Linked DNA regions of Homo sapiens: region 1 is linked to region 2. A link is an interaction called in ENCODE POLR2A ChIA-PET data of the cell type or tissue named here. Cell type or tissue: PC-9. All regions are shown on one strand. Each heading gives the region's core, and the rest is flanking DNA. Links, peaks and the distances in the headings are about the cores only.

Region 1 (12,199 bases), core at 3,735-8,734, 760 kb after region 2:
CTGCCCGGGTAGGGAGCAAGGAAAAAACCCAAACTTTGGAGCTCAGAGACGGTCACAAGGGTGAGAAGGGGCGGCTGCATTCAGGGATTCTCTGGTTTAGGCAAGAATGGCTCCAGTTCTAACTTAATGTTCAAATCTGCCAGGCTGTGACAAGGCTGGTAAAAAATGTGGGATTGGGGATGGTTTCCTGTTTGCTGTTTATATTTCTCTTTATCTCTAGCTTTCTGTCCTGAGCATACATTGTTTCTGTAATCAGAACAAAAGTTATGCGAACTTTATTATTATCACGGATAAATTCTATAGTTCCAATCTGCCTACTAACTTGGAAAGAATAAGCAGGAATACAATCTCGCACAGTGTTCTTTTTCAGATCTCATCGATCCATCAGGCTCCACGACCCTCTGCTCGCTGAGTCCGGCGGCTCTCCCGCGGCTCCTCCCGCGCGGCATCTCTGGGCGCCCGACACCCGGTCAGGGCCAGCTGGGCCTGTCCCCAACCCCCGTCTACACCGCAGGCCCCGGGCTAGGAGCCGCGGGACCCAGGGTTGGGGTCCCAACTGACACCCGCCCGTGCCGCGGAGCGGGCTTCTCGGTAAACATCGCTCAGAGAACAACGCGCCTCTATCCCAGCCGGTCCCCGCCCGCGGGCCGCCGGCGCTGTCACCTCGCGGCTGCTCGGTCACCCGATCGCCAAGCCAGAAACCGGAGTTTTCAATTTCATCCTCACAGGAGGGATCTCCGAAGAAGTTGAAATATGCATTGTCACCAACAAGTTTAACCGGAGACCGCGCGTCCTTCCCTCCTCCCCAGCGCCGCTCGAGGGGGGCGCCCCGACCCCTCCACGCCCTCCCGTGGCCCCCACGGCCCCCGTGAGCCGAGCGCGCCCCCCGATTTGCGCCCGAGGACGCGTCCGGTTGCCCAGGGAGGCCACCCCGCAGGGCCGCCCGCCGGGAAGTGGCCAGAGCCGGGGTTGGGGGGCGGCCCGAGCGCACGCGGAGGGCTGCGGCTCGGCGCCCGGAACCCCGGGCCGGGTCCCTGCCCACCAGCACCAGGGAGACCCGAGCGCCCGGGGGAGCGGCGAGGGGCGCGCGAGGCTTCCCCGAAGCCGCCCCACGCCCAGGCACCCGCGCAGCCCCGAACTCAGGCGGCGGTGGCACGATCGGCGCCCGCGGCACGATCTGCGCCCGCAAGGGAGTGCAAAGCCCCCGAGCACGACCCCGCGCCCCCGCCGGCCCCCAGGGCCCTGCCGCCCGAGGCGCTCCCCGCCGCCGCCTGCCTACCTGGCTCGCATGGCGTCCCCGCCGGCTCCTGAGGCTCCGCTCGTCGGCCAGCGGCTCGGCCCAGCCGGGGGCGCGCGCGGCTCCGCGGGACTCACGGCGGCGGCGGCGGCGGTAGTGGCGAGGGGCCCGGACCGCCGAGAGTGCCGGGCGCGCTGGGCCCCCGCCTCGGCGGGCGGAGGGTGGTCCCGCGCCTGGGCGGGGGCGGGGGCGGGGGCGGGGGCGGGGGCGCGGGGGGCGGGGCCAGGACCGGAGCTGAGGCCGCGGAGGGGGTGGTCCCGCGCCGGGGCGGGGCTTCGGGAGAGGGGCGGGGCGGGGCGCGGCCGTCTGAGGCTGGCGAGCGTGGGGCGGGCTGGGGGTGGTGCCGCGGCTCCGGGTCCAGGCGGGTATCCAGTCTGGGCGCCTCCTCTTCTTCCTCCGCCCGGAGCCGGCCAGGGTAGCGGGGCCTTGGCCGCCCGGCATCCTCGGGTCTGGGTCCCCGGTACCGAGCAGGTCTGGGTGCTGGCCCGCGCTCCTGTGCCCCCCCGCACCCCCATCTCCCACCCCTTCTCCGGGAACCCCTAGCGAGGACCCCTGGGGCGGTGCGGTCCCCCCGCGAGCGGGCGTGGGCGAGGGTCGCGCCGCGTTCGGAGACGCTTTACTACACCTTGGCTGAGGACAGTGGAGGGAAGGCAGGCGCGAGGCTGCGGGGGCCGGAGCGAAAGTTACAAACTAACAACAGGGAAGGCAGTCCGGCTGAAAATCATAAAAGGAGGAGAGTTTCCTGCGAAGCGGAATGCAGATTGAAGGGCTCTGGTCGGAATCGTTTACACTTTGTCTGACCTGGGCGCCTCTGGGCCCCCGGCGCGTAAAACAGGCCTGGCACGTAGTAGGCGCTCCATCAATGCCCAGTGAGTGAACGCACCACTTAACTATGTGGCCAGCAACGTCTATGGACCGACACATCTAATCCTAAAAAAAAAAAAAAATCCCAATTTTGGCTAGTCCATTTCACACGAGTAAACTAGAGCTCGGAGGGTTGGTTCGCCACAGAGGAGAAGGGTAGAACCAGAATCTGAACCGAGGCCGACTCCAGAGGCTGGGGTCTAACCACTGCGCCACTGCCTGGGGCCCTCGGGACTGCGCCCACCCCCACCCCGGGAACCCGGAGCCCAGGAGAAAGCGCGGGTCTTTGCCGGGGAAGAAGCCAACATTTGTTGCTCCTGGTCCTGAGCGAGACACACACAGTCAGTCCTCACCATTAACCCCGAGGCAGATATTGTTATTGTCCCCGTTTTTATAGGTGGCTTGAGACGTGCAGCACTATGTTATGATCGCATGGGGCGTGCCAGAGTCTGAATTCAAACCGGGTATGTTCAGACTCCCGAGCCCCTGCGGCTGCCCCTAAGGCCTGCCGCTCCTGCCGTCTGGGAGACCTTCCTTTCCCTAAGGAATCTGGTTTTCTGCCACTCCATTTGAAGTCTGTGTTGAAGTTTCAGGAGACACAGGTGGACAGAGGCACCGACCTAGGGCTCGGGAGAAGGGTGGACATTGCTGTTCCGATTTTGGTGTCATCTGTGTGTAGATCATGGAATTCCTGAAAATGGATACGAGTATCCCTAAAATACATGCCGCAGATTTTGAAAGGAGGCAGTGAGGCGAAGGGGCAGGTGGAGGAAGCAGAGAAGCCTCCGAGCAGAGGAGAGTTTCTGGGTGGCTAGGAGGTCTGATTGGTGTAGGGATGTGTCTGGAGTGTGCTTGAATCTCTGGCAAGTTATCTCGCCTCTCTGTGACTCAGTTTCCTAAATGAGTGTAAAAATGAAAGGCAGCATGTAAAGTGCTCAGCAGACTGCCTGGCACACAGTAGCTTTCAGTAAGTTTTAGCTACTATTAGTACTGCTATCCCAAATGACATCCACACTGTGTTTTTTAAAAAATGCCTATAAAAACATTGAAAAAGACAAGCCAGTAGAAAATGGACAAAAGCTATGAAGGTAATTCCTGAAATGCCACAAATGGCTCAAAGCATGAAAAGCTCCTTGACTATACTAGTGAGGGAGCTAAGGCAAAACATACACACACAAAAAACAATCGAATAAGAAAACTCAAGGCCTGTCCAGGCAGCTCAGTTCACTGAGCAGAGAGGGAGAAAGATACCCTAAAAACCACAAAGAACAAAGTGCCATGGAAACGCAGAATAGAACATGAATAAACAAAGCATTACAGATTTCGCCTGGGGAAGCAGAGAGTGTGTCTTACGATGTCCACATATGTATGCGCAGTACTTGCTATAGTCATGCCTCAAGCATCCTCAAACCAGTCCACATCCTAGAGAGGAATTAACAGAGGTCAGAATGTTTAAACAAAGTGGTTAAAAAAAAAAAGAAAAAAAAAACAAGAACACATTACCTTATATTCTTACTACAGTAACTGGAATTCTTCTTCAGCTCCTATGAGCCAGGGAGACAACATTACTGGTTTAGATGTAAGTTGTTTATGAACTGTTTTCTTTTTGTATCCTGGAAGGCAGAAAGGTCTCTAGATGTTGCTTCCTGTTGAATGTGTGCTTTTTTTCCACCAGTTTTTGTTACTTGCTCTTCTAAAGGCCTCTGGATCAAAAGAAAAAAAAATGAGCTATTCATTCATAACATTCAATTATTCAATAAGCCTTTCCAGTGGGAACACATACAGCAAAATCAATAACTTGGGTTTTTATTTTTTTTTAGTACAGAGATAACACATTTGTTTCAAAGGATTAAAATGATTAGAGAAATGTGTAGAGTAAAAAGTAAGCATCGATCCTAAGTTCCTACCCTTTCCCAGATTCCATAGTTCACAGTGAATTATACTCTACCAGAGGTTTTCCCCAAGCGTTTGCACGCGTTGGGTGCGTGCATGTGTAGATGATACATATGTGCGTGATGTGTGTGGGTATATATACGTGGACATGCATCTATGTATAAAGACAGTGTGGTAGGTTCTAAAATCAGGCTGCCCAGCTTTGAATGCCAGACCCACCACTCACCTGCTGGGTGACATAAAGCAGGGCCACTCAGTACCAGTGTTCTCACCTTGAAGTGGGTACAGTGCTCCCCAGGATTAATGGAGGTGCTGCATGGAGACTGCTTAATGTAGTGCTGGGCGCACGGCACATTGTTTACAAATATAAGCTGTTACTATTCGTGTTTACACACACATATACGTTATTCTTTGTTTCACATTAATAAGTTGAAGACAGTGAAATTTGGATGTCTCAAAAGGACTCCACTTGGCAAATCTCTCGGTGAGCGCTGGCTCCTCTGTGTTGGGGTGTACTCAGCGGCTCTGTTGTCTAGGAAAGTAAGATGCACACAGATGAGCAGGGAAAGATTGGGGTAGGTTTGACAGTCAATGTGCTGCATCTGTTACTAACACCAGCAACAGTTCAATCACACCAAGCACCACCAATTCATTCCAAGGACTTCTCAGAATAGATACAACACTCCCAGAAAAAGCAGCCCGGGCAAGAATAACTCCCAAGTAATATACACTATCCCAAACTCTACATAAGCTCTCTAATATGTTATAACATTCTGACCACCTATAAAATACACTTCATATTAGGAAATAACTACTCAGAAATTGCATGTGGCCCATAATGAAAATATCTCTCTATGGACAAAAACATTCTCAGCAATGAAATAAAAAGAATAATGTTCTTCTGGTGAAGTGAAATCATTAATGATCAAAATGCCCATGTCACAGGGAAAATAGAATACAAATGTACAAAACACAGCTAAAGGGCAAAGAAGAGCACAAGGCATAGGATATTTTTCAAATGGAATCTGTAAGAGTAGAAATTTAATCGTCAATGTGGGTGAATGGATTTTTAAATTAGTTGCCTCTGACTCAGAATGCAGAGAGAGGACCTGTTATCAAAATGCAAGCCTAGATACATACCCTCTGTTGGTGATAAAATTTGGATATTTGTTCCTTCAAAATCTCATGTTGAAATATGACTCCCAATGTTGGAGGTGGGACCTGGTGGGAGGTGTCTGGGTCATGGTGACAGACCCCTCATGGCTTGGTGCTGTCCCCCCAATAGTGACTGAGTACTGGGGAGATCTGGCCTTTGAAAGTATGTGGCACCTCCCCCTCTTTCTCTTGCTCCCACTTCGCTTTCCACCATAAGTAAAAGCTCCCTGAGGCCTCATCAGAAACTGAGCAGATGCCAGAGCCATGCTTGTACAGCCCACAGAACTGTGAGCCAAATATATCTCTTTTCTGTATAAATTACCCAGTCTCAGGTATTCCTTTATAGCAACACAAGAACAGCCTAATACAGTGGATTTAAGTTGAGGGAGAAAATGCTGCTTACATGATTCACAAGCCTACAGAATGACATTCATTTGTTCAAGAAATACTTATTGGACATCTGCTGCATGCCAGCCCCGAGCGTGGCCCCAGGGAGTGAGAGCCCTGGTGAGACAGAGGCAGCTGAGATTCCAGAGTGGACCCAGGCAGAAGGGGAACCACAAAGCCTACAGGTGGTGATAAGCATCCTAAAAGAAAGCACAGTGGGCTGTGAACTAGGATGAGGTGAGACCTGCTTTATGTGGGAGGGCTGGAGAAGGCCCTAGGGGAGGTGACATTGGACCCGAAGGGAAAGGAGTGGAGAGGGGCGTGCTGGGCAGAGGGAACAGCATGTGCAAAGACCCTGAGGCTTGAAAGCGCTTCACACCCTCAGGGAACTGAAATGACACCAGTGAGGCTGGAGAGAAAAGAATGAAGTGAATGGAAAGAGGGAAAGAGAGAGATTCCAAGGGGACCGTGTTGGGAAATGGGGGCTCATGGGGCATCTAGATGCTGCCCATCCTCTGTAACTTCCCCAGCAGCTTGGAGAACGTTACTTTGCCAAGAATTCAGTGAGACACTAGCTATAAGAGAGAGCAAGACTTCGGTTTTGCCAGAAAATGTTGGGTGATCTGTTTGCCATTCTGAGAAGCCTCTATCCTTCCAGTTCTAAAAAGCTGTGACAGGGAGCCCCACCACATGGCTGACTGTCCTTAATAAATGTATATGCACTGGGCCTGGGCACTGCGGCTCACGCCTGTAATCCCAGCACTTTGGGAGGCCAATGTGGGTGGATCATCTGAGGTCAGGAGTTTGAGACCAGTCTGGCCAACATAGTGAAACCTCATCTCTACTTAAAAAAAAAAAAAAAAAAATAGCAGGTGTGGTATCACATGCCTGTAGTTATAGCTACTCAGGAGGCTGAGGCAGAAGAATCGCTTGAACCTAGGAGGCGGAGGTTGCAGTGACCCGAGATCGAACCACTGCACTCCAACCTGGGCGACAGAGCAAGAATCTGTCTCAAGAAAAAAAAAATTCATATGCAGTGGGACATAACCCAGGCATCCCAGGAGCATACAGAATCCAGAAGGGATGCAGAGACAAAATGATCTGCTGAAAAGAGTTCTGTGGCTTTAAGGAAACTTCCAGAAATACTTCTAAACAAATATTCATTACCTTGCTCATTTACTCACTTATCCATTCAACAAATATGTGTGGAATGCTTACTGTGTGTCAGGCAGTGTGCTAGGAGCTGAGGATAGGAAGATAGGTATGTTCTAGATTCTTCTACTTAAGGAGTACACAGTTGCTATCATTCTATATAGTTAGTCTATAGAACGATAGTTGGATAAGTGTCAGGGTACACAGAGGAAGGCCACCTGGACCCATCCTGGATGTAGGTGGGCATGGGTATCCTCAGGGATGGATGATGAAGGGTGAATACGATTTGTTAGTAGGCTTAGAAACAGAGCTGGGGGGCCGGGCGCCGTGGCTCACGCCTGTAATCCCAGCACTTTGGGAGGCCGAGCGGGCAGATCACTTGAGGTCAGGAGTTTGGGACCAGCCTGGCCAACATGGTGAAGCCCTGTCTCTACTAAAAATACAAAAATTAGCTGGCTGTGGTGGCGTGTGCCTGTAATCCCAGCTACTTGGGAGGCTGAGGCAGGAGAATTGCTTGAACTGGGGAGGCAGAGGTTGCAGTGAACCAAGATCGCACCACTGTACTCCAGCCTGGGCGACAGAGCGAGACTCCGTCTCAGAAAAAAAAAAAGAGAAACAGAACTAGGGGACAGACATCCCAGGCAGAATCTGCAAGTGCAAAGTTTGGAGGTTTGAGGAAGTTCCAGGGAAGGAGCAAAGGGCTTTCTGTGTCTGGCAAGGAGAGTGGGATATTTCTGCGAGGCCAAGGAACACCAGGCCAGACATGCAGGTTACCTCAAATCCCAGAAAGTCCTGCAAAGCATAGAATCAAAACTGTACAAGGCCAGTTGTCTGCACGTTAATATTTCAATGTCAAACTATGAAAATTTAACAAAGGCATTTTGGTGAGTTTGGGAATGTAAAAAAGAGGTGACAGGTTTGCAATCCACAGCCAGTCTTGTGATTAAGAAATAGCACGAACAGCAGAACATTCTGCCCAGAGGGCTGAGATTTACTCACACTTGTTCCTCTGGTTCACACATGGCTTTTCCACATGGCCTGGGAGAAGTTGCTTTATTTCTTAAAAAAAAAAAAAAAAAAAAAAAAAAATCAGGGATGGGCGCGGTGGCTCATGCCTGTAATCCCAGCATTCTGGGAGGCCGAGGCGGGCGGATCACATGAGGTCAGGAGCTTGAGACAGACCTAGCCAACATGGCGAAACCCTGTCTCTACTAAAAAATGCAAAAATTAGATGGGTGTGGTGGCGAGCGCCTGTAATCCCAGCTACTCGGGAGACTGAGGCAGGAGAATTGCTTGAATCCTGGAGGCGGAGGTTGCAGTGAGCCGAGACGGCACCACTACACTCCAGGCTGGGCAACAGAGCAAGACCCTGTCAAAAATAAATAAATAAATAAATAAATAAATAAAAAAAAATCAGTAACTACTAGTCATGTCAACATGGATATCAATTGGATTTAAATAGGGATTTAAATTGGTGTTTTCCATTTACATCAAAAAAGGAGAAAGATCTCAAACAACTTAACATCATGCCTCAAGGAAATACAGAAAGAAGAATAAACTAAGCCCATTGTTAGTAGAAGGAAAAAAATAATAAAGATCAGAGGAGAAATAAATGAAAGAGACTAAAAAAAAAATACAAAAGATTAATAAAACCAAGAGTTGGTTTTTTGAAAAGATAAATGGCCAGGTATGGTGGCTTATGCCTATAATCTTAGCACTTAAGGAGGCCAAGGGGAGGTGAATCACTTGAGGCCAGGAGTTCGAGACCAGCCTGGCCAACATAGTAAAACCCTGTCTCTACTGAAAATACAAAAATTAGCCAGGTGTGGTGGCGTGTACCTGTAGTCCCAGATACTCGGGAGGCTGAGGCATGAGAATTGCTTGAACCTAGGAGGTGGAGGTTGCAGTGAGCCAAGATCTCATCACTGCTCTCCAGCTTGGGTGACAGAGCACGACTCTGTCTCAAAAAATAAAAAAAAAAATAAAGAAAGAAAAAGAAAAGATAAACAAAACTGACAGACCTTTAGCTAAACTAAGAAAAAACGAGAGGACAAATAAATAAAGTCAGAAATACAAGAGGAAATAATACAACGTGATACTACAGAAATATAAAGGATCCTAAGAAACCTCATGGTTTCACTGCTGAATTTTACCAAACATTTAAAGAATAACTAATACCAATCTTTCACAAACTCTTCCAAAAATTAAAGAGGAGGAAATACTTCAAACTCTTTTTATGAGGCCAGCATTACTCTGACACCAAAACCAGAAAAAGACACTACAAAAAATAAATCAATACATAAATAGGTAAGTAAAACTACAGGCCAGGATCCCTGTTGAACATAGATACAAAAATCCTCAAAAAAATACTAGCAAGCTGAATTCAGCAACACATTAAAAGGATCATTCACCATGATTAAGTGGGATTTATCACAGGATAGGAGGATGGTTCAACAAATGTAAATCTACAAATGCAATACACCACATTAACAGAATGAGGGACAAAAACCCTGTGATCATCTCATCAGACACAGAAAAAGCATTTGACAAAACTTGACATCCTTTCATGATAAAAACTCTCAACAAATTAGGTATAGAAGGAATGTACCTCAACACAATAAAGAACATATATATATGGTAAGCACACAGTTAGCCTTGTACTCAATGGTGAAAAACTGAAACCCTTTCCTCTAAAATTCAGAACAAGACAAGGAAACCTACTCTCACCACTTCTATTTAACATCATGTTGGAAGTCCTTGCAATTAGGCAAGAGAAAGAAATAAAAAGCATCCAAATGGGAAAGGAAGAAGTGAAATTGTTGCTGTCTGTTATCCCATACAGAGGAAACCTTAAAGATTTCACCAAAAAACTGTTAGGACTTAGAAATTAATACGTAAAGTTGAGGATTACAAAAGCAACACATAAAAATCAGTAGTTTCCATTGATTTGTTGACACTGCAGACTTTCCAAAAAACAAATTAAAAGAGCAATCTCATTTACAATGGCTTCAAAAACAAAAACAACTTAAGAATAAATGTAGCCAAGTAGGTGAAAACCTGTATACTGAAAACCATAAAATGTTGATGAAAGAAATTGAAGAAAACACACATAAACAGAAAGATATCCTATGTTCACAGATTGGAAGAAGTAATATTGTTAAAGTATCTGTGCTACCCAAAACAATCTACAGAATTAATGAAATCTCTATAAAATCTCCAATGTAATTTTACATAAAATAGAAACAATGATCCTAAAATTCATACAAAACCACAAAAGAAATCCAAATAGCCAAGGAAATCACACACAAAAAGAGCAAAGCTGGAGGCATGACACTACTTGAATTCAAACTATACTACAAAGTGATAGTAATTAAAACAGCATGACACAGACATAAAAATAGACACATTAACCAATGGAACAGAATAGAGAGCCCAAAAATGAATGCACATCTGTACAGTCAATAGGTTTTTGACAAAGGTGCTAAGAATAGACAATGGGAAAAGGACAGTCTGTTCACTAAATGGTACTGGGAAAATTGGACATTCATATGCAGAAGAATAAAATTGGATCCTTATCTCACCCCATATACAAAAATCAACTCAAAATGGATTAAATATTTAAACATAAAATATTAAAAAAAATAGCCATGTCTCAAGACTTGAGACTATAAAACTACTGAAGGAGAATATTGGGGAAAAATTACATTAGTCTACATAATGATGTTTTTAGATTTGATTCCAAAAGTACAGGTAAGAAAAGCACAAATAAACGAAGGGGATTACATCAAACTAAAAAAGCTTCTGTACGATAAAGGAAACAATTAACAATGAAAAGGCATCCCACAGATTGGGAGGAAATATTTGCAAGCCATATATCTAATAAGGGGTTAATATCCAAAATATATAAGGTACTCAAACAACTCTATTAGGAGAAAAAAAAAAATCTGATTTTAAAATAGCAAGAGACCTGAATAGATATTTCCCAAAAGAAGACATATAAATGGCCCACAGATATATGAAAAAATGTTCAACATCATTAATCATTAGGAAAGTGCAAATTAAAACCACAATGAGACATCAACTCACACCTGTCAGAATGGCTATTATCAAAATGACAAAATGTAGCAGTGTTGGTGAGGGTGTGGAGAAAGGGGAACCCTTGTAGGCTGTTGGTGGGAATGTCAATTAGTACAGCCATTATGGAAGAGAGTATGGAAGTTCCTCTAAAAACTAAAAGTAGAATTACCGTATGATCCAGCAATCCCACTTCTGGGTATTTACCCAAAAGATTTGAAATAAGTATGTTGAAGAGAAATTTGCACTTCCATGTTCATTGCAGCACTATCCACAATAGCCAAAATATGAAATCAACCTAAGTGTCCATCAACAGATGAATGGAGAAAGATAATGTTGTATATATACACGGTAGAATACTATTCAGCCTTTAAAAAGAAAGAAATTTTGTAATTTTCAGTAACGTAGATGGAAGAGAAAAACATTATGCCCAGGCACAGAAAGACAAATACCACATGTTCTTACTTATATGGGAAATCTAAAACAGTCAAACTCATTGAAATGAAGAGTAGAATGGCGGTAACAGAGGCTGGGGGTTGGGAGCATGAGGAGATGACAGTCAAAGGGTACAAAGCCTCAGTTAGACAGGAGGAATAGTAGTTTTTTTCTTTGAAATCTGTTGCATAGCATGGTAAATATAGTAAATAATAGTGTATTGTATGTTTCAAAATTGCTAATAGAGTAAATTTTAAGTGTTCTCACCCTAAAAACTGATGAATATTTGAGGTGATGGATGTATTTGTTGGCTTGATCTAATGACTTCACATTGTATTCATGAATCAAAGTATCACTTTGTATCCCATAAGTATATACAACTATAGCTTGTTAATTTATAATAAAAATGATAATTTGATATAATCAGAAAAAAATTGCTGTTTTCAAGAAAGTGAGGGGGATGTGGACACAGATTCCATAGCAAAACCTGCAAATTTTTCTTCTCTTTTGCTGTTGTGTCTACTGGTGGGTGGACTTTTCTCTCTGTGTGTAAGATGTTAGAGAAGGCATTCTCTCTTCTTCCCTCCGTCTTCCTCCCTGTCTCCCACTCTCCCTCTTCTTTTTTCTTTCTCTCCTCCACCCTCCTCTCCTCTCCCTCCCTCTCTTCTTTCCTTCCCCCTTTTCTCCTGCATTATAAGGAGCTTTACCGCTTAGCTACCTTAGCCACATTTCTGTTCTCGTTGACCTTTTGAGGGCCAGAGAGAAGCACAGATTTGAGATTGCTGTTTAGATAGCACATTTCTCACTGGGGAGAGGTAAAGGTCTGGTGAACATGTGGCTCTTAACATCTGGAAAGTCAATAGCAAACCTTTGTATTCCTGGCCTCTGGTGCATTTTGGGTTGCCTGCCTGCCACTCTACCACCTTGTTCATGAACTGTACC
Region 2 (12,199 bases), core at 2,748-7,747:
GTGCACAGTGCACCCACCCGATACAGATGACCCAAACGACCATGGCTTTACCTGCAACCCAGTTTTCCACACCCACCACATGCCATTTCTTATCATAAATGAGACCCCATGATAGTAGTCATCATTTGTCCTGGTGATCACATGGCAGCTCGGGCAACACATGACGAGTGGGCTGGACCAGAGGGAGGAGGTGCATCCCACTGATAGAAAAATAGCTCTTTCCACATGGGATTTACTTCCAATATATTGTCCTCCAATGCTGAAACTTACTCACTCTACATTATGTCTAAGAAGTGACCTGATTCATAAGATGCCTAAAAGTTAAGAAACACCATCACCTTCACAGAACTGTGTGATATGAGGACCGCATGGATGCAGGGCTGGAAGCCAAGGGGCTAACCACACCATGGGTGTGACACAGGAGGGCAAAACCAGCATCTGAAGGAGGCCAGGCACACCCTGGGGAGCACAACCCACCAGGTCACACGATGGGGAGCACGTCCCACCAGGTCACATGATTGGGAAGCACAACCCACCAGGTCACAGGCTGGGGAGTGCATCTCACCAGGTCACATGCTGGGGAGCATGTCCTACCATGTCACACACTGGGGGAGCATAACCCATCAGGTCACACAAATGAGGAGCATGTCCCACCAGGTCACACGCTGGGGAGGGAGCACATCCCACCATGTCACACACTGGGGAGCACGTCCTACCATCTCACACCCTGGGGGAGCACAACCCACCATGTCACAGGCTGGGGAGCACGTCCCACCAAGTCACACGCCGGGGGAGCACAACCCATCATGTCACATGCTGGGGAGCACGTCCCACCAAGTCACACGCCGGGGGAGCACAACCCACCATGTCACACGCTGGGGAGCACGTCCCACCAGGTCACACGCCGGGGGAGCACAACCCACCAGGTCACAGAGTGGGGGGCACATCTGCCCAGTGTGTTCTGGGCGGGGGGGGGGGGGGTCATGGGGAGGGCAACTGTGCAGCAAACCAGATGCCACGGGCCCTGCAATGACAGCGTCAAGGGTCTCCCGATGCCGAGTGAGACATCCCGTCAGAGGAACACTCCCTGCTCCAGGAAAGGACAGCTGGGTAGATCAGGAGGAGATCTGAGTGATCTCTAGAGGGCAGAGACTTTCGGGGCACAACATGCCTGTCCAGCTGGCAGAGCAGACCGGCAGAGGCCCATCTGCAGGAGCTCAGGAGGAAAGCCCAAGAGCCCTGAGGAAGAAGATGCCTGGGAGGCGGACTTCTCCCTGCACTGCCCGCAAAGACTTCCAGTCACTGCCCCTCTACTCTCCTCCCACTGACACGGACACATTGGGAGCTAAATATCGGGGGCGCAAAATTTTGCATAATTGTGCACCCAAACACCACCCCAACATGCTGCAGACAAACATTACCCGTGGACAGATGATGCGAGGAACGCACTAGCGTGGGCCTGACACCCAGCAAGCGCTCAGTCAGGGGTAACTAATTGTGTCTTAATACCATCAGTGAACAGCATTACCAATTAATTTGGAAAACACTTCTTTCTGTTATCGACTACTCTTGCAGAAAAATGGGAATGTGGCCTTAGAGGATCTGCAAAGTGACCCTAATGGTCCAGGGAAAACTGAAAGGTCAATGATGATGACTCCAAAATGCAGGCCCCAATAGTGTCTGGCTTCTCAGAACGTCACTCTGTTGCTGCACTGTAACAAACCACACCCTGGTTAAGTAACTGTGGATATAGCCACATCATGGAATAGTAAAACCAGTAACTGAAGCTCAACATACTGCAGTGGGGATTCCCCAAGTCCCCAGGCTACTATCAAGTGATGACAGCCAGGTGCGATACAGAGATGGATAGGATCCTCACAAATGCATTTCTAAAAAGTGTATCGGGGGTGAGGGGTGCAAAATATGTATACGCTTGGCCGGGCGCGGTGGCTCAGGCCTGTAATTTGGGAGGCCGAGGCGGGCGGATCACGAGGTCAGGAGATCAAGATCATCCTGGCTAACATGGTGAAACCCCAACTCTACTGAAAAATACAAAAAAAAATTAGCCGGGCGTGGTGGCGGGCGCCTGTAGTCCCAGTTACTCGGGAGCCTGAGGCAGGAGAATGGCATCAACCCAGGAGGCGGAGGTTGCAGTGAGCCGAGACTGTGCCACTGCACTCCAGCCTGGGCGACAGAGCGAGACTCCATCTCGTTATTTAAAAAACAAACAAACAAACAAAACAAAACAAAATAAATATGCATATGCTTGTCAAGGCTGAGACTATTTCTGGTAAAATTTCCAACTTAACAGGTGCTGATTTAGGGTTAGGAACTAGATGGCTGAAGTCAAGGGTGATGAGATGATTTTCCTTTCATTGTTACCTTCTGGCACCTTTTAAGGTTTATTCCATTTGGCACATAAGAAATTAAATCGTGAAGTTTTAAAAATGAACTTTAATAGTAAAACAAAGAGGGTAAACTGTGAATTAAAATGAGCTCTATTCATCAATGCACTGCTGATTTTTCAACACATACCACCATAAGATTAACTTTCTAACAATATAAAATATTCATTATAAATTAAGCAGTGCTCCATTAAACAAAGATGCATGATTATATAAACATTGGAACAATGTGAAGCATCTTTTTACTTGCAAATACATCCTCACTTGAATGGAACATATTTGTGTTTGTGGCAATAAGAGTAATAAAATAAATGCTTGACTCAATTGGCCAAAACTCTTCATCTCCCATTAAAAAGTATTTATTTTAAAAACTTTCATCAACTCTGTTACCGCCCAGTCAAAATGGAATGCTGCCTCATACAAAGCTAAACGAAAATTAACAAAACATTCGCGAAAGCCATGCATACCAAAATAGTCCTTCCTCCTACTCCACTACAGGGACCTATCTGTGGGCTGGACACTGTGCTGGCGTGGAATTGTTCATCACTCAGTAGGTGGGGTCGAGGAAGGGTGGGGCAGGGTCCAGGCCAGCTGTCCTGCTTCCTTCCAAGGTGCAGGAACACTGGAAGGATAAATATGCTTCAGGGAAACACAGCTGGGCATATGCGCATGAGTGTGTGGATGCACATCCGGATGTGTGCACACCTGTGTTCCTGGACCAGCCAGAATCCAGTGGCACAGAGGATGTAGCTCGTTCTCAGAAGTGTCTGGGCCAGGCGTGGTGGCTCACGCCTGTAATCCCAACACTTTAGGAGGCCGAGGCGCGCAGATCACCTGAGGTCAGGAGTTCAAGACCAGCCTGGCCAACATGGCGAAACCTCGTCTCTACTAAAAATACAAAAATTAGCCAGGCGTGGTGGCACATGATTGTAATCCCAGCTGCTCGGGAGGCTGAGGCAGGAGAAGTGCTTGAACCCGGGAGGTAGAGGTTGCAGCGAGCCGAGATCCCACCATTGCACTCCAGCCTGGGCAACAGAGTGAGACTCTGTCGCAAAAAAAAAAAAAAAAAAAAAAAAAAAGAAAAAAGCATCTTGTATTTTACAATCGACGTTGGTGATAGTAATGATCCTTCCCAAGAACTAGACAGGTGCCGGGCTCGCCGACCACTGCAGCCCTTCAGGACAGGTTCTCCCTGCTGCTGCCTCTGGACACAGCGGGACACTTGGGAAAGTCCCCCTTGACCTCCTTGGCAATGCCAGATTCTAAATCCCTCCCTCATTATCTGCTGTGTTGCTCAGAGCCTGCTCGCCCTAGACTAACCTGGGACGCTTAGCAAAGCCAGCAACAGGTGAGCATCAGCCGGGACTCTGGAAATCAGAACCTTCAAATCGGCATTTCTTTTTTGAGACGGAGTCTCGCTCTGTTGCCAGGCTGGAGTGTAGTGGCGCGATCTTGGCTCACTGCAACCTCCACCTCCCGAGTTCAAGAGATTCTCCTGCCTCAGCCTCTCGAGTAGCTGGGACTACAGGCGCCCGCCACCACATCTGGGTAATTTTTGTATTTTTAGTAGAGACGGGGTTTCACCATGTTGGCCAGGATGGTCTCGATCTCCTGACCTCGTGATCCGCTGGCCTCGGCCTCCCAAGTGCTGGGAATATAGGCATGAGCCACCACGCCCGGCCTCAAATCAGCATTTCTAACAAGCTCCCTGCAGAGCTTTGTCCACACTTTATTACTCTTCATCTTCAATTTTTCAAAATTTGCTAAGCAGATGTTACAAGTGTAAAACTCCAAGAGCGGGAATTTCTGAGAAATGTGAAAACAGCACAGGTTGCCATGGGCAGAAAGTGCTGCAGTTACTGAGGCTAAACTCCTACCCCATAACGCAGCCCTCAGAGATGAGCCCTGCTTCTCCCACCTGGCCCTGCCCATCCCAGTGTCCATGGGAGATCAAGAGGACGCAGAGGGAAATGGGTGTGAGGGGTCAGGGAGCCAGGAGCCATGGGTTTGACAGTGACCTCGGTTAACTTTCTGGTCTCTCAATTTCCTCACCATAAAATAGAAGCATTTCTGGTCGGGCGCGAGGTGGCTCACCCCTGTAATCCCAGTACTTGGAGGCCAAGGGGCGTGGATCACCTGAGATCAGGAGTTCAAGACTAGCCTGCAGGCAGATCACCTGAGGTCAGGAGTTTGAGATTAGCCTGCAGGTGGATCACCTGAGGTCAGGAGTTCCAGACTAGCCTCGTCAACATGGCAAAACTCCATCTCTACTAAAAATACAAAAATTAGCCGGGCATGGTGGCAGGTGCCTGTAATCCCAGGTACTTGGAGGCTAAGGCAGGAGAATTGCTTGACCCAGGAGGCGGAGGTTGTGGTAAGCCGAGATTGTGCCACCGCACTCCAGCCTGGGGGATAGAGCGAGGGAGGGAAGGCTGCACTCCAGCCTGGAGGATGGGCGGGGGAGGGGAGGGAAGCGGGGGAGGGGAAGGAGGGGGAGGGGAGAAGAGGGGAGCAATTCTTTCCTAAGGCTTCTGTAAGGTTCCAAGGAGATGCTGCCAAGGAGGTGGCAGGATGCCTGGGAAAGGGCCCAACTACCCACAGAGGAAGCTCTCCTATTACCTTTGGGGGTAGGATTAAAGAGCAGGAATTGATGTCCCGTTGCCCAGGTGCCACAGCCGGGGGAGGATGCTCCCGCTCAGAGACAGGCACACATGCTACCTGAACTCACTGCTGCGCTGGAGGCACAAGTGAGCCTGGAGTAACACATGGCCTGCCAAGTCCTGATGAAGCAACCACACCAGGGATGGAAAACCGTGGCTCGGGCCGGGCGTGGTGACTCACGCCTGTAATCCCAGCACTTTGTGAGGCTGAGGCAGGCGGATCACTTGAGGTCAGGAATTTGAGACCAGCCTGGCCAACATGGTGACACCCAGTCTCCACTAAAAATATAAAAACTAGCCAAGTGAGGTGGTGTGCGCCTGTAATCCCAGCTACTCAGGAGGCTGGGGCAGGAGAATTGCTTAAACCCGGGAGGTGGAGGTGGCAGTGAGCTGAGATTGCGCCACTGCACTCCAGCCTGAGTGACAGAGCCAGACTCTGTCCAAAAAAAAAAAACCAAGAAAACTGGCTCACAGTGACCACTAACTCCACATGGAGTAAAACAAACTAGAAGGCTTTACTGGAGTCAGTTTTCATCCCAGGTCAATTTATATTCCATCAAACCACATAAAAATTGCCAGATCAATCTGACCACAGCCAGGAGGAGATGTTCCTGCTTGGAGACAGGCACATGTGCTACTTGTACTCGCTGCTGTGCTGGAGGCACAAATATGGTCAAATATGTTTGAATAGTGGCAATTTCACAGTGGGGTTCAACCTACAGCACATAAACGTGTATGAAAAAAGTCATCCATGTGATATGACTACCAACATATACCAAAAATTCTAGAATGGGAAGTAATCCTGGAAATGACTCCAGTTGGCCTATCTTAGCATTCTACCTCAGCAAACAACACCAACAAGGGAACAGGGCCCAAGGACTATGGTCAAGGAAGAGAACTTTCAGAGGATTCTGGACCTGAGATGAGGAAGCCCCACCTTCCCAGGCTGCAGGAGCCTGGCTGCAAGGACCAGGGAAGGCAGCTCCTGTCCAGCGGTGCCTCCACTGCGTCCTTCCTCGGGATTTCAGAGCCTTCTGCTAAAGGCTCCCCCACATTCTTCATTAGACAAGGGAGCCAGGACCTCATCTTCATTAAGACAGCCATCGTCTGGCAGGTGGGCTCATTCCCCAGCAGAGCTATGGACTCTAATTTTCTCCTCCAAATTATCAACTAGAAGCACAGCATGCAGCCAATATTAGAATGACTTGATGGTCTCCCGTGTCACGTTCACCCCCAGCCCAGCCCCCAATTCTGTTTGGCTCCAGGAACCACAAATACGCATTCCAGACAAAACTCGTGAAATTATACACAAGGCTAAAAAAAGGAACCTGAAATTGCAGGTGACATTTTAAAAACAACATATTATCTCAGAAATTGGGAATTTTCTTTGAAAACCTTAAACGTCACAAGGATTTTAACTATTATTTTTAGCACAGAAAAGGGGAGGAGCATTTATTTTTAGTTTAAAGCAGCCGTAAAGCCCCCAAATATAAAACAAAACAACAATGGAAGAAAGATGGTACATCCACAGAGGAGAGGAGCATCGGAGGAGGCTGTGGCTGCCACAGCCTGTCAGTTCTGTGCCGAGGAAGGAAGTGGAGTCTTAAATAGAATAAAGAAATCCATTTCAACGCAGCCGGAAAAGAGCCCGCTGCAAACTGGATCAGACATAATCCGCTGATGACTTTCAAATGTAGGACTTAGCAGAAGTTCACCAGCACAGTTTCAATGGTAGGATTTAATTTCTTATTTGGAAATCCTTGAATCCCTATAATAAATGAAATAAAACATAAACCCTGGGGATACCAGATTGGTTTCAGGCTTCCCTGGAAGTTCAGGCTCAAAGATCCTTTTCAGCAGCCTCAAAGATCCACAGACAAGACAGTTTCCCATCCTGACATGTCCGGACAGCATCCCCTGACCTTGCCATTCACCAGGCCCTCTCAGTGCAGGGTGACGAACACCTGGCCACCAAGATGCCACCATGCCCACCCCTGCAGGTACATCCACGCCACTGCCTGCAATTCCAAGGCTCTTTCCCCTGAGCCCTGAGGCGACTTAGAATCTGTCACAACAACGTCAGCATTTGACTGGGTCCTCTCTCTTCTCCTCTAAGGAAATCCCAAGGCAAAAGTTTGCCGGCCCAAATGGGCTCTAGAGGATTTGCAGGTTTGTAACTTCTTAGAGGATAGTGATTTCCACCCCCCCATATATATAAATATATAAAATATACACTAAATAGAGCATATCATATATACATAATATATAATATGTACATATAACTATATTATAGAGTATATAATATATACATATAACTATATTATAGCATATATAATATATACATATAACTATATTATAGCATATATAATATATACATATAACTATATTATAGCATATATAATATATACATATATAATATATACATAATACATAATATATATATTACAAATATGCTAGCATGTGTAATACATAATATATGCATATATTATACATTATATACATATATTATAAATATATACTATGTAGAGTATACAATATATACATATATAATATATACTATATATACACAGAGAGAGAGAGAGAGAGACAGAGACAGATTCTCGCTTTGTCGCCCAGCCTGGAGTGCAGTGGCACAATCTTGGCTCACTGCAACCTATGCCTCCAGGGTTCAAGTGATTCTCCCGCCTCAGTCTCTTGAGTAGCTGGGACTACAGGCACGCGCTACCATGCCTGGCTAATTTTTGTATTTTCAGTAGAGACGGGGTTTCGCCATGTTCCCCAGGCTGGTCTGGAACTCCTGACTTCAAATGATCCACCTGCCTCGGCCTCCCAAAGTGCTGGGATTACAAGTGTGAGCCAACACACCCGGCCCTCATTTTCATTACAGTTTCTTCAAAAGCATTCCTGAGTGCCTCATAATACCCCTCCAGAATCACGGTGTTCCCCAAGAACGCCCTTGTCGTGGGTGTGTAAAGCACTGCTTAAAGGATTCACGTCTGAGAGAATCAAAGCAGAGGGCGTGAGGATTTGAAAGTCAAAACGGCAAGGAAGAAAATTGCCCTTTCCTTCTTAAAATGTGAAAACAGAGGCCCACCTACAGCCTTGAGGAGTGGAGCACAGCTCTCCTGCACTGCTGGGATTATCTTCCGCATTTCCTTCAGAAGAACTGTGTTCCATTAGCTGAGGCTGCTTCGGAATATTTAATGCATAAATAATAACTTCATAGTCCTGAAACCCATGCCCCAATTCCATCCCGTTTCCATCTCACTGTTATAAACCAAGGTGATAACAAGTTTTGTTGCAAGCATCTTCCTAGGGCAGGTTTTGGGTCCAGTGCAGTACAGCCTTCTGGCCCCAGCTTGTTAACCTACAGGCTGAGTACAAGCTTGTTCACAGATGCAGGGAAGAAGTTCATCCCAAGCTACAGAAACAGGCCGTTCCCCCAACACCGAGGTCCCCAGAAGAACCAGCCTGAGGTTGCCTCCAAAACACATTTTACAGCCTCCCTGGCACTTCTGGCAAAGCCCCACACCTCATAGCTTCCTTGTTTCACAGGCTCTCACTTCCATCTTTAATTCCTGAACCTGGACAGCTTGGTAGAGAGTGCAGACACCCCCACTGCGAATGCTGGTTCTCCTGGAGCCCGGACTGCTGACGCAGTCAGCAGAAGGAATGGCCTGCCCATCCTATGGGTAAAGCACTGTGGCTCTCAAAACCAAAAATGCTTCTGAGTTTGCATCTCTGAGGGATGTTAACCACTTTGGGCATGGAATGCAATTTGGATGTGGTGCTTCACTTTTTGGAGGGCATTTCATGGCTCTAAGAAGTAAATTTCAGCCACAAAATGCTCCAGGGGTTTTACAAAGAGGGAGGGAGTATCCAGGATCCCATTTAACCCGTGAGAATTCAAAGGAGTCACAGAACTCCAGGGGAAAAAAGTACAATTCAACTTCTAGTATATAGTGAGCTCCAATGTTATAAAGTCAGCCCCAATTTCCCCTGCTAAAGGGAACAAGCACCTGATCACCATCATCCAAAACCTTCTTAGTCTTCTTACAAATACATCAGGCTCTCTGTAGCAAGACAACGCAACCAAAGACACTGCCTGTATCTACAGGAGGTCTCCCCAAGCCCTAGACCCCCATCCCCCTGACCCAGCTCATCCGCTGTTCCCATGCCCCAGCAGTAACACCCCACCAAAGTAGGAGAAAAGCTGGAGGGGAAGGGAGGGGGCATGTAGGGACGTCCTGCCCGACCAGTTCTTTCCCTCCTGCCTCCCCGTCCCTCCTGTGCGAGCCTAGGTGGGGTGGGGGGGGGGGATGTCTGATGCCCGTGGTGGTCCAGGCCACCATCTCCTGCCTACACCACCAACCAGCCACAGGTATGGGCACGGGGCTCCCCTGTGCTCCTCTCCTCTCTAATCTCCAGACACCTGCCTTCAGGAGCTTGCTAAAAACCCACCCTGGGGTTTTCACATGCTGACTACATGTTCAATTTATTGTTGAGCCTCTGAGTAACTGAGCTTCTATCTAAAGTGGGAAGAGCAATAAAAATTTAAAAATTGTGATAGGTATGATGAATAATTATGCAACCATCAAGCTGCTACAATAACAAGAACCTGAGAAAATGACTGTAGGAACACACTGAGCGCCACCACCAGAACGCCAGCTGTCACACTAGGGAGACACGGCCTCCCGCCAGGGGTTCCTGGCACCCCTAAGAAGCGGTAGAACATTGTCACCTTAGACCAAAGCCAGAATCCTACATTTCATATAAGACGTAGAATTTTGAACAGATCTCGAGAATGCTTTAAAACATTTTAACACCTAAAATGAAACTGCTGAGTCCTTGAAAGTGAAAATGTTGAATAGGGATATTTTATGAAAAGGTACAAGTCAGAAACTGCAAGAAAAAACAAAATCCGTAGGTTAAATTCACAGCCATTTTTTTTTCATGAGATGTAAGAGTAGACAGCTATTTGTCTTACTGCAGTTTGGGTGGAGATGTATATTAAAACAGGGGTCCCCAACCGCAGGGACGTGGACTGGTACTCATCCGTGGCTGGCTGGGAACAGGGCCACACAGCTGGAGGTGAGCAGCGTGTGAGCAAGCAAAGCGAAGCTTCATCTGTATTTACAGCTGCTCCCCATAAGCTCACACCACCTCCTGAGCCCCGCCTCCTGTCATATCAGCGGCGGCATTAGAGTCTCACAGGAGTGCAAGCTCCACTGTGAACCACACCTGTGAGGGATCTAGGATGTGTGCTCTTTATGAGAATCTAATGCCTGATGATCTGAGCTGGAACAGTTTCATCCCAAACCATCCCCCCTCCCTCGACCCCTGGGTCCCTGGAAAAACTGTCTTCCACAAAACCAGTCACTGGTGCCAAAAAAGCTTGGAGACTGCTGTATTAAAAGATAATTTCGACTGCAGCTTAGATGCTGGTAGTATGCAAGAGCCACTGTATTTGCTGAAGTTAAGACAAGTTGATAGACACGAGAACATTTTCCCTGGTTAAAATAAAGAACGCAGGAGACAAGATATTTACAATTCATATGCTGAGTTTCTGTCAGTCCTGGGCTGGATATAATTGGGCCTGACAGTTTTCATTCCAGAAAGAATTATAAACTCAGTCAGTCATACTGTTTAATTCATGGTGAAATTAATGTTTATAATAAGGGATGGCTCAATAATAGACACAAATAAATCCAGAAGATTACCACAGAAAGAGCAATCAGAATTAACTCACTCCTTACTGTTGCTGAATTTTCGCCACAAGAGCAGACTAAGAAATTGGTTGGGGGAGGGTCCGTGGGGCAAGGTGAAGGGAGCACAGTCTGTGAAGCCAAGGGTCACCCCTCCCAGGCACAGGGGTGACAGACACAGACAGTCCACTAGGTATTGGTCCCCCCTGCCATGTCACTCACAGAGAAGCATTGCTTCATCGGGGATTGCAGGGGGAAGTGGGGGCACTGGGCACTTAATGTGGCTAAACTACTTCTAACAACCTCACATGAAGACGAACAACATGTACACCCAACACAGCTAACAAGCAAACCAGCACCTCCCCATCCCGATGCGGCAATGCTGGTTCAAATCCATGCTCTACATGGAACGCCTGGGCAGCTTTTCTGCGAGTCACTTAGCCTCTTGGGGCCTTAATCTCTTCATCTGTGAAATGGGAGGGCTGCCTCCGGTTCTTCCAGCTCTCACCTCCCAGAATCTGCTCTTAGTAAGAACACCCTTTCCACGCAGACCTAAAGCTGGCTGGTGCCTGGGGCTGTCCCAGCTTCTCTCAGGTTAATGGGCTGGCACTGACCTAAGGGGAAGGTTCAGCTAAAATAACCGGACTTAATGGCAAATCGAATGAAACAAAAGTTAGGATACTTCTCTTTTTTTTTTTGAGATCGAGTCTCCAGGCTCTGTCGCCAGGCTGGAGTGCAGTGGTGCCATCTTGGTTCACTGCAACCTCTGACTCCCTGGTTCAAGAGATTCTCCAGCCTCAGCCTCCCGAGTAGCTAGGATTACAGACGTGTGCCACCACACCCAGCTAATTTCTGTATTTTTAGTAGAGACGGGGTTTCACTGTGTTGGCTGGGATGGTCTCGTATAAGGTGGGGACGGGGCTCATTCTGAGAGGTGGCATGGATAATTTTTCCCCCACAGATAAGTCTGCAGCACATGCATGGGAAAGGGGCAGCGATAGCATGGTGCCACTACTAATTTTGTGATTGTGTTACATGATTAAAACAAATCCTGCCCATCAGGTTGTAATGCTCAGCAAATCTAATCAGCCTCCTGGGAGAAGGTCTGTTGAGCCGGCTGACCCACACGGACCATCTCTCATCCCTGTGAGCTTGGTCTGTGGCCTCACATCCAAGATGCCACAATCCAGGCTGGAAAGCGTGGAAGCTGGGGCACCCGACCCGCCCTTCACACTGAAATGTCCACTGTGCACCCTGGGACCTCACACGACTCTTGGTTCCCCTGTCACTGATGCTCAGGGTAAGGGTCATAAGCCATGGTTTAAAAATTGGTAAACAGGCTGGGGGCCGTGGCTCACGCCTGTAATCCCAACATTTTGGGAGGCCGAGGCAGGTGGATCACCCGAGGTCAGGAGTTCAAGACCAGCCT

The links. ChIA-PET counts read pairs that join two places held together with the same protein. Peaks named below come from ENCODE experiments on the same cell type or tissue, not always from the same donor. Only the 100,000 strongest peaks of a DNase experiment are listed, where the experiment ranks them.
Region 1: POLR2A ChIA-PET joins it to region 2 with 6 read pairs; 2 of 35 experiments call an interaction of 5 or more read pairs at or near these places.

The regions. Positions count from the first base shown.
Region 1 is chr2:234,941,251-234,953,449 of GRCh38, reverse strand. LOC105373938 (a long non-coding RNA gene) reads right to left here. Exons shown (of 7, transcript XR_007088132.1): 2 at 7,748-7,807; 3 at 4,327-4,586; 4 at 3,665-3,864; 5 at 3,515-3,583; 6 at 2,099-2,852; 7 at 1,651-2,011. SH3BP4 (SH3 domain binding protein 4) reads right to left here and starts at 1,433. Exons shown (of 6, transcript NM_014521.3): 1 at 1,280-1,433. RefSeq lists an enhancer at 331-980. In PC-9, for the core only: no CTCF peak of the experiment used is centred there; a DNase peak (open chromatin) is centred at 6,819.
Region 2 is chr2:235,696,255-235,708,453 of GRCh38, reverse strand. The region is part of intron 1 of AGAP1 (ArfGAP with GTPase domain, ankyrin repeat and PH domain 1); the gene reads right to left. Among named protein-coding and RNA genes, the nearest start is that of TNRC17, 180 kb to the right of the region's middle. In PC-9, for the core only: no CTCF peak of the experiment used is centred there; a DNase peak (open chromatin) is centred at 5,253; H3K27ac peaks cover 3,088 bases.